Linked DNA regions of Homo sapiens: regions 1, 2 and 3 are each linked to region 4. A link is a contact called in ENCODE Hi-C or POLR2A ChIA-PET data. All regions are on one chromosome and are shown on one strand. Each heading gives the region's core, a stretch centred on a gene start or an enhancer-like site at or near the end of the contact. The rest is flanking DNA. Distances are from core to core; before and after follow the strand shown.

Evidence for each region. Hi-C counts contacts between places; a loop is a spot of excess contacts on that map. ChIA-PET counts read pairs that join two places held with the same protein, here RNA polymerase II (POLR2A). Pooled maps may share reads with other maps.
Region 1: a pooled map shows a loop between it and region 4 (2.5-fold over the local background). The contact joins the promoter of DUSP16 here to the enhancer-like site in region 4. A Hi-C loop is called at or near these places in 1 of 50 pooled maps. POLR2A ChIA-PET finds 5 or more read pairs at or near these places in 2 of 52 experiments (HEK293 and activated B cell).
Region 2: a loop to region 4 is called in a map with no recorded cell type, with 15 times the contacts of the local background. The contact joins the promoter of HEBP1 here to the enhancer-like site in region 4. A Hi-C loop is called at or near these places in 3 of 168 maps with a recorded cell type or tissue (HepG2, IMR-90 and PC-9), 1 of 37 single-sample maps with no recorded cell type and 3 of 50 pooled maps.
Region 3: a pooled map shows a loop between it and region 4 (4-fold over the local background). The contact joins the promoter of GSG1 here to the enhancer-like site in region 4. A Hi-C loop is called at or near these places in 5 of 168 maps with a recorded cell type or tissue (CD4-positive, alpha-beta T cell, CD8-positive, alpha-beta T cell, PC-9 and 2 more), 3 of 37 single-sample maps with no recorded cell type and 11 of 50 pooled maps. POLR2A ChIA-PET finds 5 or more read pairs at or near these places in 1 of 52 experiments (activated CD8-positive, alpha-beta memory T cell).

What each region holds. Positions count from the first base shown.
Region 1 is chr12:12,561,613-12,564,312 of GRCh38, reverse strand. It overlaps DUSP16 (dual specificity phosphatase 16), which reads left to right and starts at 1,450. Exons shown (of 7, transcript NM_030640.3): 1 at 1,450-2,196. RefSeq lists silencers at 1,141-1,650, 2,101-2,180, 2,211-2,330, 2,351-2,550.
Region 2 is chr12:12,998,894-13,001,593 of GRCh38, reverse strand. HEBP1 (heme binding protein 1) reads left to right here and starts at 1,329. Exons shown (of 4, transcript NM_015987.5): 1 at 1,329-1,557. The coding sequence starts at 1,480. All of the region lies in intron 2 of GPRC5D-AS1 (GPRC5D and HEBP1 antisense RNA 1), which reads right to left. It also overlaps the pseudogene HTR7P1. RefSeq lists silencers at 235-384, 1,145-1,264, 1,315-1,464.
Region 3 is chr12:13,102,359-13,105,058 of GRCh38, reverse strand. It overlaps GSG1 (germ cell associated 1), which reads left to right and starts at 1,392. Exons shown (of 7, transcript NM_001080555.4): 1 at 1,392-1,594. The coding sequence starts at 1,547. It overlaps LOC105369666 (a long non-coding RNA gene), which reads right to left. Exons shown (of 2, transcript XR_931369.3): 2 at 2,613-2,700.
Region 4 is chr12:14,155,936-14,158,635 of GRCh38, reverse strand. No RefSeq gene overlaps it. Among named protein-coding and RNA genes, the nearest start is that of GRIN2B, 180 kb to the right of the region's middle. Within about 2 kb of position 1,360, at least 2 of the 41 ENCODE cell types and tissues checked have a DNase peak (open chromatin) inside an H3K27ac peak, as active enhancers do.

The sequences.
Region 1 (2,700 bases), core at 201-2,700, 1.6 Mb after region 4:
ATCCCAACACCTCCAACAAAGGTCTACAGTTAGATTTTTAGGGGTTTCCTGGTAGAGCACAAATAATCCCAAGGAAGCTGCAGTAACACCTCCTGGCCACCAGAGGACAGGGAGCAGTGGGAGAGATTTGCTTCCCCTAGCAAAGTCTTCAAGAGGCCAGAGGCACAGGCTCAAAGTTGCTTCTCCATCTGTGGCCTTCAGGCTTTACCTACTACTGCCAGAGGTGCTAGGGTGCCTCCCATCTTCAAATGGGCTTTTTTTTTCCCTCCTATAAAAGATGGGCCAGAAGTTCCCAGGGCCATACCCCGCAACACTAACCTTCAATGATTACCAATCATAAGGAATGCCTTTAGTTGCAGGACTTAAAGGCAGAAAAGTAGTAACAGGGGTGTATTATCTTTCGAACCCACCCAAACCTGCTTATCAGTTCTTTTGCTAGTGGAAAAACGTGCTTTAGGCAGGGTGCACATGGATATCCCACAGCAAACAGTGCCTTTAGGGTCTAGTGTCCCAATCCGGCACATTGTAAATGGAATATTTGAAGAGTTAGATTATTCCTACACATAAATTCTGGCTCATGGAGCAGTCCACTCGCAGGGTGCTTTTCCGTCATTAATCACATCTTTGTTATGTGATATCCACGTGAGTACTTCTCAGTAGAAGCAGCTTCATGCTCAAATGCTCAAAGAACATTGGAATAAAGCTCCGATTGTCCTATTCAGTGATTCCAAGTCCTGGTTTGTCACCACCTCAGGTCTCTCGTTTTCCAAAGTGCATAATGTCATCTCAAAACAGACATTTTAATGAATTCAAATAATAAAATGCACGAGGTATGTGGAGTTAAATCAACAAGGGTTTTGTACCTCTCAAGAGGCGGTTAACCCCTGGTCTTATTTAAAGATGTTTCTGCGCTGCCTCCTGTAGAAAACATTTTTAAAGAAAATGTAGGCTGCTTATCCTTGTATTTGTAAATATAAGCAAAGTAAAGTAATGTAGGAACATTTATGTGGGGGCTTTCAACCATAAACATATAGATAGCTGAATGCCTGACAACAGTAGTGTGATTTTTCTTGAAGTACCTGTAACTTCTCTCCTGAGAGATGGCAGAGCCTTGCCTTTTGCATTCGCCAGACTTTTTACAGAGCGAGTGTAATTCTCTCAAATCAGTGTTTGCGTTTTTTGACGTTGGTGAGGCAGCTGGAAACAGCTCAAGGAGGAGGGAAAGGTTCTGCGTCTGGGTGAGGGAGAAAACCCTCCGATACCTGTTGGGGCGCAGCACTGGAGGCGGACACCCCGGCCCGGGGGTCGGGGCCGCGAGCCCGGGGGTAGGGGGCGGGCGCGCGGGCGCGGGAGGAGGAGGAGGAGGAGGGAGAGGTGGGGGAGGAGGCCGCGGGGCCGCCTCCTCCGGCAGCTCCGGCTCCTCCCAGCGGCGCCCGCGGAACCTGCCTCAGAGTCGCCGGACTCTGGAAGGGAACATGACCTGACCCCTCCCCGAGCGGCCGGAACGAGGCGCGGAGCCGCGCTCCGGGCTCGGGCGGCCGCGGGATGGGCGAGCGCGCGGCCCCGCCCGGCGCCCACCGCCCTGCCCTCGCCTGTCTCCTCCTTTCCCCGGGGCTCCGCTGAGTTCATTCACTGGGATTGGTTTCAAGTGACGCCATCTCTTTATTTTTAAACCAATGACCTCATCCGCGCTTGAAGTTTCCTGACCAGCGACTCTTTCTCTTTCCCCCAACCCCCCACCCCACCCCCCCGCCTTTCCCCCTCTTTCTATGTATCAGTGTTTGGGGGGCTTTAATCAGTTTTTAAACGATTATTACCACCTCTCTCTCCCCCCCAACCCCCACTTTCACAACGCGGCCCCCCACCTTTACCTCCCTAAGTTCTTCATCTCTTTCGACATTTTTTTTGAAGGCTGATGGGGGGGAGGGTGGAAGAGAAAGAGTGAAGAAAAGTTGCGAGCGTCTCCTCTCTTCCTAAGCCTCCCGCCCCAACCCACCCCTCAGAGAAGGAGAAGATAATATACTGAAAAGAAGAGGAGGAGGAGAGCGACGGGACGGGACGCGAGCGGGAGCGCAGCCGCCCTCTCGGCTCCGCGGCGGCGCCTCGCAAGTCCGGGAGGCGAGGGGGGCCCGAGGGGAGACGCCGTGACAACTTTCGTTTCCCTCTGAGGGAATTGGGAGGTCGGCGGCCCCAAAAGTAAGTGGCCTTGGCGGGCCGCGCGGGGTGTGCGGGCGGGAGGGTGCGGGGCCCGGGGCGCCCTCCCGCCCGGCCGCATGGACGCTCCGCAGCGCGCCCCGACTCCCGGTGCCGGGCGCCGCGCTCCAGCCCCGCCGTCTCTGCCTTCCCGGGCGTACCGGCCACCCTTTCGGGAGGCGGCGTGGGGGCGACCGCGGCCGGGGGCCGCAGGAGCGTTTGAAGCGGGGGTGTAGGCCTGGCCGGAGGCTGGCCGGAGCGGGAAGGGGGCGTGCGGCCGGGCGCGGGGTCGCAGTGGGTGCGCTCCCGGCCGCTGCGCGGCGCTTGGACCGGGCCCCGCCGAGAGGAGCGGCCGCCGCGGGACGCGGCACCTTTGCGGGCGAAGCTGCTCACTTCCAGGCGCGACTGTTACACAACACGCCTGCCAAGTGGGGCCCTGGCCTGACTGTTCCCATTATCCCCAGTTCGCCTTTGGTGTAAGCAGCGAGGCCACCTGGGTGGTGACGG
Region 2 (2,700 bases), core at 80-2,579, 1.2 Mb after region 4:
CTCAGGTCGGGCAGCCTGCCCCCCACCTCCGGCAGGAGGAAAGAGCAGAGGCGCCCGTAGAGGTCCGGGTGGCCGCTGCTGTTAACATCCATCACTGCGCCGCCGTGTGGCGCTGCCCAAGAAGCCGCCCCACCCCCCTCCCCACCCCCGCGGCCGCCACAGGCTCCGGCTTTCGGCCCCGGGGCTTCAACTCGCCGGTTCCCCTCCGCCCGGCCCAGCTTGAGGCCTGCACCGGCCGCTGGGCAGCGCCAGGCTCGGCCTCGGGGCCCCGCCTGTCCCAGATCCCCGGCCGCTGCGTGAAACGCGAGAGCGCTGCCGAGCGGGGACTCCCTGAGGGAGGGACCTCGGACCCCGACGGACGCCCGGGACGCGCGGGCTCTCGGGCGCTCCGGCGGGGCTCGGCCCGCGGCTCCACAGCCCGCTGCACCCGCGCGGCTCGGAGCAATGGAGGATCAGGCAGCGGCAGAAGCTTCCGTTTCCTCCTTTTTAAATGGCTCCAAAATATTTCTTGTCGGTGGTGTGGAGTAGAGATTTATTGGTAAAATACTTGACAGAAAGCAGGCACTCAGCTGAGTAAATGGTGACAAAATTGGTGAGAAGATTTTTGAACAGGAGTGAACGAGAAAAGCCATGCTTAGAAAAGTCACCTGGAAACTGTGATTTAGAGGGATGGTAGGAAAGAGTGGCAGCAGGAAAGTGGTTTGGATGCTCTTTCAATGGTCTAGAAGAGGTCATGGGGCGGGGGTAGAGGGACAGCTACCAAGACAGGGAGCCTGGCCGCCGCTGTACCAGCGGGATCGAGCCTTCGGGTAGAGGACCGGAGAAGCGTGAGCAACCCGGGGCTCGGAGGTTGGAGCCCAGGCACCTGAGAGAGGACGTTCCCCACCACCGCTGCCTAAAGCCACTCCAGGCGAGAATCGCTTTCCAGGGCCCCAGCGGATAGGTTAGACTCAGAATAAGAGAAGGGGTCTGCGGAGGGGGACGGCCTGAGGCCCGCGGCCGGGTTCCCTCCCCAGACACCCGCGGAAAGCCCGAAAGGAGGCGGAACACGGCCCAGCGGCTCGCCACGGCGGGCCCATCCCTTGCTTAGCCGCCTCGCACCCTCGCCTCACCGCACTGCTGCACTGCTGCACTGCTGCCCTGCTGCCCGCCCTTCGCATCACTGACCCGCCCTCTCTCCGCCCCCTCGCCTCGCCGCCCCGCCCTCTCTCTCCGCCCCTTCACCTCGCCGTCCCGCCCCCTTGCCTCACCGCCGGGCTGAATTGCCGCCCCGCCCTCTAGCCACGCCCTCTGGCCCCTGCCTCTAGCCCCGCCTCTCGCCTCGCCGCCTCGCCGTCCCGCCGCCTTGCCGCCCTGCCACCCTGCCGCCCTGCCGCCCTGCCGCCCTGCCGCCCTGCCGCCGGTGGTCGCTGCCCGTGGTGCTCCGTCGCCCCCGCCACCTCACGTCCTCCCGTGCGTCGGGAGCGTCTCGGCTACAACATGTTGGGCATGATCAAGAACTCGCTGTTCGGAAGCGTAGAGACGTGGCCTTGGCAGGTCCTAAGCAAAGGGGACAAGGTAGGCCCGCAGGGCTGCCGAGGACCTGAAGGATTGCTGCCTCCCACCCCCACCCTCGTCGGGGCTGCAGCGGGTGCTGAGGGGCAGGTGGGGCAGGAATGTGCTATCGAAGGTGCGTTCTGGTGTCTGTCGCGAGTGCGGCTCTCCACCGCCCAGCATTTGGACTGGGAAGGAAAGGAGTGAGAGGTCCCCCTGCAGCCGGTGGTGAGAGGAGGGGGGTAAACAGGAGAGACTGATCCAAGGAGAGAATCCCAACTTGGGGAGTTGGGCACTGCCTGTTGAATGCATTCTTTCGTTTAAAATATTCCAAACATTCCGAACAGTTTGATTTGTTGAGAGACACTCGGTTGCAGAAATGAGTGTCGCAAGAAACTCCCAAGTACTAGAGAACTGCGGATAGTAGCCCCCTTTATCCGCGATTTCAGTTACCTGTGGTCAGCTCTTGTCCATAACTATTAAATGGAAAATTCCAGAAATACAGAAGTCCTAAGTTTTAAGTTTCCGGCCATTCTGCGTAGCAGGATGAAATCTTGATTCCTGGGACCGGAATGCCCCTTTGTCCAAGGTCAGCCTCCTATCTCTAGTAGCCGCCCTTAGTCACTTAGTAGCTAGCTTGGTGATCGGATCGACCGTGGCGGTATTGAAGTAACCCTTATTTTACTTAGTAATGGCCCCAAAGTGCAAGCTTAGCAATGCTGGCATATTGTTATAATTGCTGTTATTTTATTATTGTTGTTCATCTCTTACTGTGCCTAATTGATAAAGTTAAACTATATCATAGGTATGTATGTATAGGAAAAAACGTAGTAGATACAGGGTTCAGTTTTGTCCACCGTTTCAGGTATCCACTGGGGGGCTTGGAAGGTATCTACTATAGATAAGGGGGACTACTGTGTAAAAGAACAAGATCTGTGCAGAATAGATATAAATGCGCTACGCAGGGAGCACAGAGGCAGTCAATTCTGCCAGGGGGCTATGATGGGGACCTCAGTGGAGTGTCCTGAGCTGGGGCCTCAGGGATGTGTAGGAGTGCACACAACAGAGAAGAGCATGCACAAAGGCCCAGAGCTGTACCATTGCTTTTGGCCAGTTAGATCCTCTGGAGTTGGGTACCTAGAATACAGAATGAGTGAGAAGAGCATA
Region 3 (2,700 bases), core at 143-2,642, 1.1 Mb after region 4:
CTTGTGTATTTTTTTCCCATATAAACTTTAATATCAACTTGTGTTGGTCTTTTAAAATACTCATGGTTATTTGTATTAAATTTATAAATTAACTTATAACGGACATCTTGATCAATTTAAGATGTGCCAAAAATAAGGCATGTTGTTCCATTGGGGAAGTTATTGGCACTTCGAGATCCGATGTTCTCTCTTAGATACTTCCTTAGGTAGTTTAGGTCATTAAATAAAATAATAAATATTTCTTGAGCAGCTACTATGCCCTTGGCACTATATTAAGCACGATAGAAGTAAAAAACCAGATTCTGTCCTCAAGCAGCTTAGAATTTCACGAGAGAAACAGACTAACACACCAAAAGCAAAGCAGGCATGCTGTATGAGCAAAGAGGAAATGGGGAGTAAGGAGGGCTAGAGCCACAAGGTAGTGAGACTGGAATCATGTGCCCTGAGGTTGTGTAAGATTTAGGCAGGGCAGCAAGGAGAAGGAAGGGATCCCAGTGAGGGGAACCCTGGCAAAAGCTCAGAGGAGGACTGAGTGTGACAGGTTTCACAGGGCAGAGGGCCCCATCCAGACTGTTAGCTGGAATCCTGGATGAGGCCCTCTTCCAGTCTCCGAGAGTTATGCCTCCATATTAACAGTCCCCAAACACTAATTATGTATTCATTAAAATGATGTTAGTGAATGTTTGCTGGGTTTCCAGATACTAGCCCTTTAGAATGGTAATTTCTGTACATTGTTACCTTTTCAGGGAATGGCCTTGAGTTGTGCCATCCAATACAGTAGCTACTTGCCATGTGTGGCTGTGGAGCCCTTATGATATGGATAGTGCAACTGAGCAACTGAATTTCTAATTTTATGTAATTTGAATTCACTAAATTTTAATTTTAAAATGAAAGTAGTATAAAATATTTTTCATTAAACCCAACTTTATTGTGTGGGGAGGGCTACATTTTAAACATAGTATTGTATAACATATGATTGCTGTATCACAGTATGTGTGTCCAATTTACTTTTTTTAATGTGGCTACCAGAAAATTTTAAATGACATATGCTGCCCACATTGCATTTTGCTTTGACAGCACTGGTCTAGAGTCTCACAACTCAGTGTGGTCTGGCTGGACTCACGTGAGAGCCATCCCAGACTCTGCACTTGACTAAGTCAGGATCTGCACTTGACTAAGTTCCCCAGGTGAATCTTATGCACAATAAGATAAGCACTGATCTGGACGACCTCAGAAGACATCCAGCCACTGGTAGGTACCCAGCATGACCCCCCCCAATCCTTATGGGAGGAGGCTGAGGGAGCAACAGGGAGACCCCTGACTGCCGTTGTGACATCACAGAATAAACCCCACGGGTCACCCAACCCCGCCCTGGCTGGTGTCTGGCCCTCAGGACATCCTCTCCAATCCACCACACACCACCTTACCCCTCTGCTGGCAAGAGGGGACCTGATTCATCCTCACGCTAAACACTCATTCTACCCAACTGATTGAGACAGAACAGAAGATAAACTGAAACTTCTCTGCCTTCCCGCTGCAAGAGTGAATGAGCGATCCCTCTCAACTGACTCAAAATGTTTGCCTCACCCAGGAGGTAGGTACAGTGATTTTGAAATCTCATGAACATCTCATACACATATCTTTACTGCTGGATTTGTAACACAGGTTACACTAACTCATCAATTTCATGTATTTCACATGGTCACAGTAAAGAGCTTGGAAATGCACTATAGGGTTCTACAAAATGGAATGAAAATGTGTCACTCAGCCCAGTTTTCATAGATAAAACTGGTATGTCCATACCTTGGCCTATTACCTTTTCATCTTCCTTCATTAAAACTTCCATTTCTTCTTCCCTTGTCTCATCATCTTCCTTCTCCTTTCTGTTCCCAGGGCTCCCTATGCCTCTCCTTTTTTCCTTTCATCTGCATTATTCCCGTTGCCAAAATCTGGAGCCTGGTAAAGGCCCAGTAGCGGTGGCAACAATAGAGCTGTGTGTCACCCCAGTGAGCTGAAAGAGCAGACATCAAGCTCTATGCCAGAGAACAGTGGGGCATCCCCAAGGTCCTGCTGGAAGGCAGCTCTGATCTGGAACTGGGAAGGACAACACACAGTCAAGCTCTTTCTCGTCTCAGAGAATCCAGCAGAATCTTCAGGGATCCTTCCAGACCAGGAAGACTCTCACACTCTGCAGAGAAGTTGCGGCTTGTTTAGCATTTGACCTACATTCAGAAACGACCAGCCTCCCAACTTTCAGCTCTAAGGATTACTTAAAAAAACAAATGGTGTTCATTCTCAGATATCTTGCCTTTCTCAGGAGAGAAAAATGAAGCTTGCAATTAGCCAGCAAACTAGCACATACACAAACACACACACACGTACATACACTCCAACACAGGGAGCAATGTGGTATGTTGTTGACCAGCTGGAAGTTAGGATCTCAAAGGAAAGAACAGGATAACTTAAGAGGCACTTCTGGGACTGCAGAGCTGAGCTGGTGGTTCTGAAGAGCCATCGGAGTGTGGGTTCAGGCAGCTTCCCTAATTCAGAAGCAGCCCCAAGTGAATAGATGACAAAGAAGTGGATGTGAACATGACAGAAAAAGCCAGTCATGGCTTAGAATAAATTTTATTATTGTTCTTTATCAGTGGTTTTCCAGGAGAGACACAGAGGGAATATGGGAGCGTCTGGTTGCTAATA
Region 4 (2,700 bases), core at 111-2,610:
TGGATAATTTATAAATAACAGAAATATGGGCAGGCGCAGTGGCTCATGCCTGTAATCGCAGCACTTTGGGAGGCAGAGGCAGGCAGATCACAAGGTCAAGAGATTGAGGCCATCCTGGCCAACATGGTGAAACCCCATCTCTACTAAAAAATACACAAATTAGCTGGGGATAGTGTCACGTGCCTGTAGTCCCAGTTATTCGGGAAGCTGAGGCAGGAGAATCGCTTGAACCCAGGAGGTGGAGGTTGCAGTGAGCCGAGATCACGCCACTGCACTCCAGCTTGCTGACAGAGCAAGACTCCATCTCAAAAAAGAAAGAAGAAAAAAGAAAAACGGAAAAAGAAATATATTTTTCGCAGTTCTGGAGGCTGGGAAGTCCAAGACCAAGTTGCTGGCAGATTTGGTAGAAAGTAGAATTGCTCTGAGAATGTATTCAATAAAGAGTTTTAAATTTAGTAAAGGAGAAACAAGCAGAAAATTTGAATATTAAAATAAGACAGTTGCTTTTGGTGACGAATTACTTTGTATATACTGGTTAAACATTTTTGAGAGAGTGGAGATTCTACTTTCTACAGTAGCAACACAAATAAGCTCAAATAACCTGCTTTATTAGATTTACCACAAATAACAACATATCTGCTCTATTTGGCCAGAATTGTAGGTTTGTTATCACAGCAATTTTCTTAGTGTTATATATTTTTCAGTGGATGTTTTCCAACATGTTCTTGGGTTCACATTATAGTACAACATTACTCAGTTTATAAGCAAATTGAGAATTAATTATCTACATTTTATTTAAACAACAGTCTTGTAGATGTGTAGTATGAGTTACAGTAGCCAAGACAGCAAATCCTACAACATTCTGTTGTCTCATTAATTACCAGACATCATCTATACGTAACACCAAACAAATCTCTCAGATTTGATGTCTGGTAAAATTTCTCTCTCTGCTTTCAAGATGGTGCCCTGTTGCTGCATCTTTTGATGAGGACAAACTCTATGTCCTCACATAGCAGAAGAGAAGAAGGGGCAAACTCACTTCCTCAAGCCCTTTTGTAAGCACAAAATCTCATTCATAAAGGTGAAGTCCTTATGACTTAATCACCCTCCGATGGCCCCACTTTCTAATACCATCACCTTGTGTATTAGCTGCTAACATATGAATTTTGGAGGGATGCATACATTCAAATCATAACAAACATCTGTCTGATGCTTAATTCAAAGCTCTCTCACTCCTCTCTCCAGTTCAGGTTTCAGGGGCCTAGAGGAAGGGAGTGAACCCTCTTTAATTATCAGGCCCAGTGAAGCATTGAATTGTGACAGTGTGTGACAGCAGTCATGTTTCACTTCCCTTTGAGCTAAATCATTTCATCTTAAAGCCACCTGCTCTGTGGGCTCTAGAGTAACTGATGCCAAGTAGCCATAAAATGCATTGCACTGGACATCATAACTCATACACTGTAGTTCAACAACGTAAAGCCAATCACTAACCAATGTTAATTCCATAAATCAGTGAGAATTCCTGTCTAACAACTTTGTATCTGCCCACTCCTTCTCCCCTTTTGCCTTTAAAAACCTGCTTGTAACAAAGACTAAATAGAAGCACTCCTCAAGGCAGCTTAAATGTGTGTCCCAGGTAGCCATCCTCAACCTTGGCGCAAATAAACTCTCTATGTTAATTGTGCCTTTATTTCTTTCTTTAGGTCAACAGGGTGGCTGTCATCACCTGCTCTTTCCATCTCCCTCCTTCCTCCATTGCTTACCTCCCTGAGACTGAGTCAGGAACAAGGCTGAGGGATGCAGATGGTGGCACCTCCCCACGTTTCTTTTAATCATTCTCACTGTCTGGCTGGTTGCTTGAAGGGTAGTGGTTTGCCACTGGTAGTACTGGGAATGACTTTAGATGCTCCTGATAAGGCTCCATCCCAGGTGCTCTGTTGGCATTGGTATTGAGGACATCTGTCCTCCAAGGTTCCCTACTGAGGGTCTGCAGCAAATTGTAGAATCCATCTTCTGCATGCCTCAGGAAACAGAGACCCAAGGGAATCATCTGTGCCCCTCCCCCATCGAGCTATACCCCTGAGTCCTGCTCCTTGGTGCTCCTTCTCTTGCTCTGGGGCAGGTCAGCAAGCCCAGTGGCCTTAGGCGGTGGCTTCTTCTCCTCCTCCTCCTCCTTCTCCTTCTTTTTCTTCCTCCTCTTCCTCCTCCTCTTCTTCCTCTTCCTCCTCCTCCTCCTTCTTCCTATATGTTTGCATTATTTAATTTTTAAATTTTAACTTTTATTTTAAATGTGGAGGGTGCATGTGCAGGTTTGAACCCAGGTTGTGAGCATAGTAGCCAATAGGTAGTTTTTCAACTCACACACCACTCTTCCCTTGCCTCCCCTCTCTAGTAGTCCACAGTGTCCATGTTTGTCCGTGTGTGCTCAATGTTTAGTTCCCACCAATAAGTGAGAACAAGTGGTATTTGGTTTTCTGTTCCTGCATTAATTCACTCAGGATAATGACCTCCAGCTCCAACCATGTTGCTGCAAAGGACATGATTTCATTCTTTTTCATGGCTGTGTAGTATTCATTCCATGGTGTATATGTACCACATTTTCTTTATCTGATCCACCATTGATGGGCACCTAGGTTGATTCCATGTCTTTGCTATTGTGAATAGCACAGTGATGAACATACCAGTGCATGTGTCCTTTGG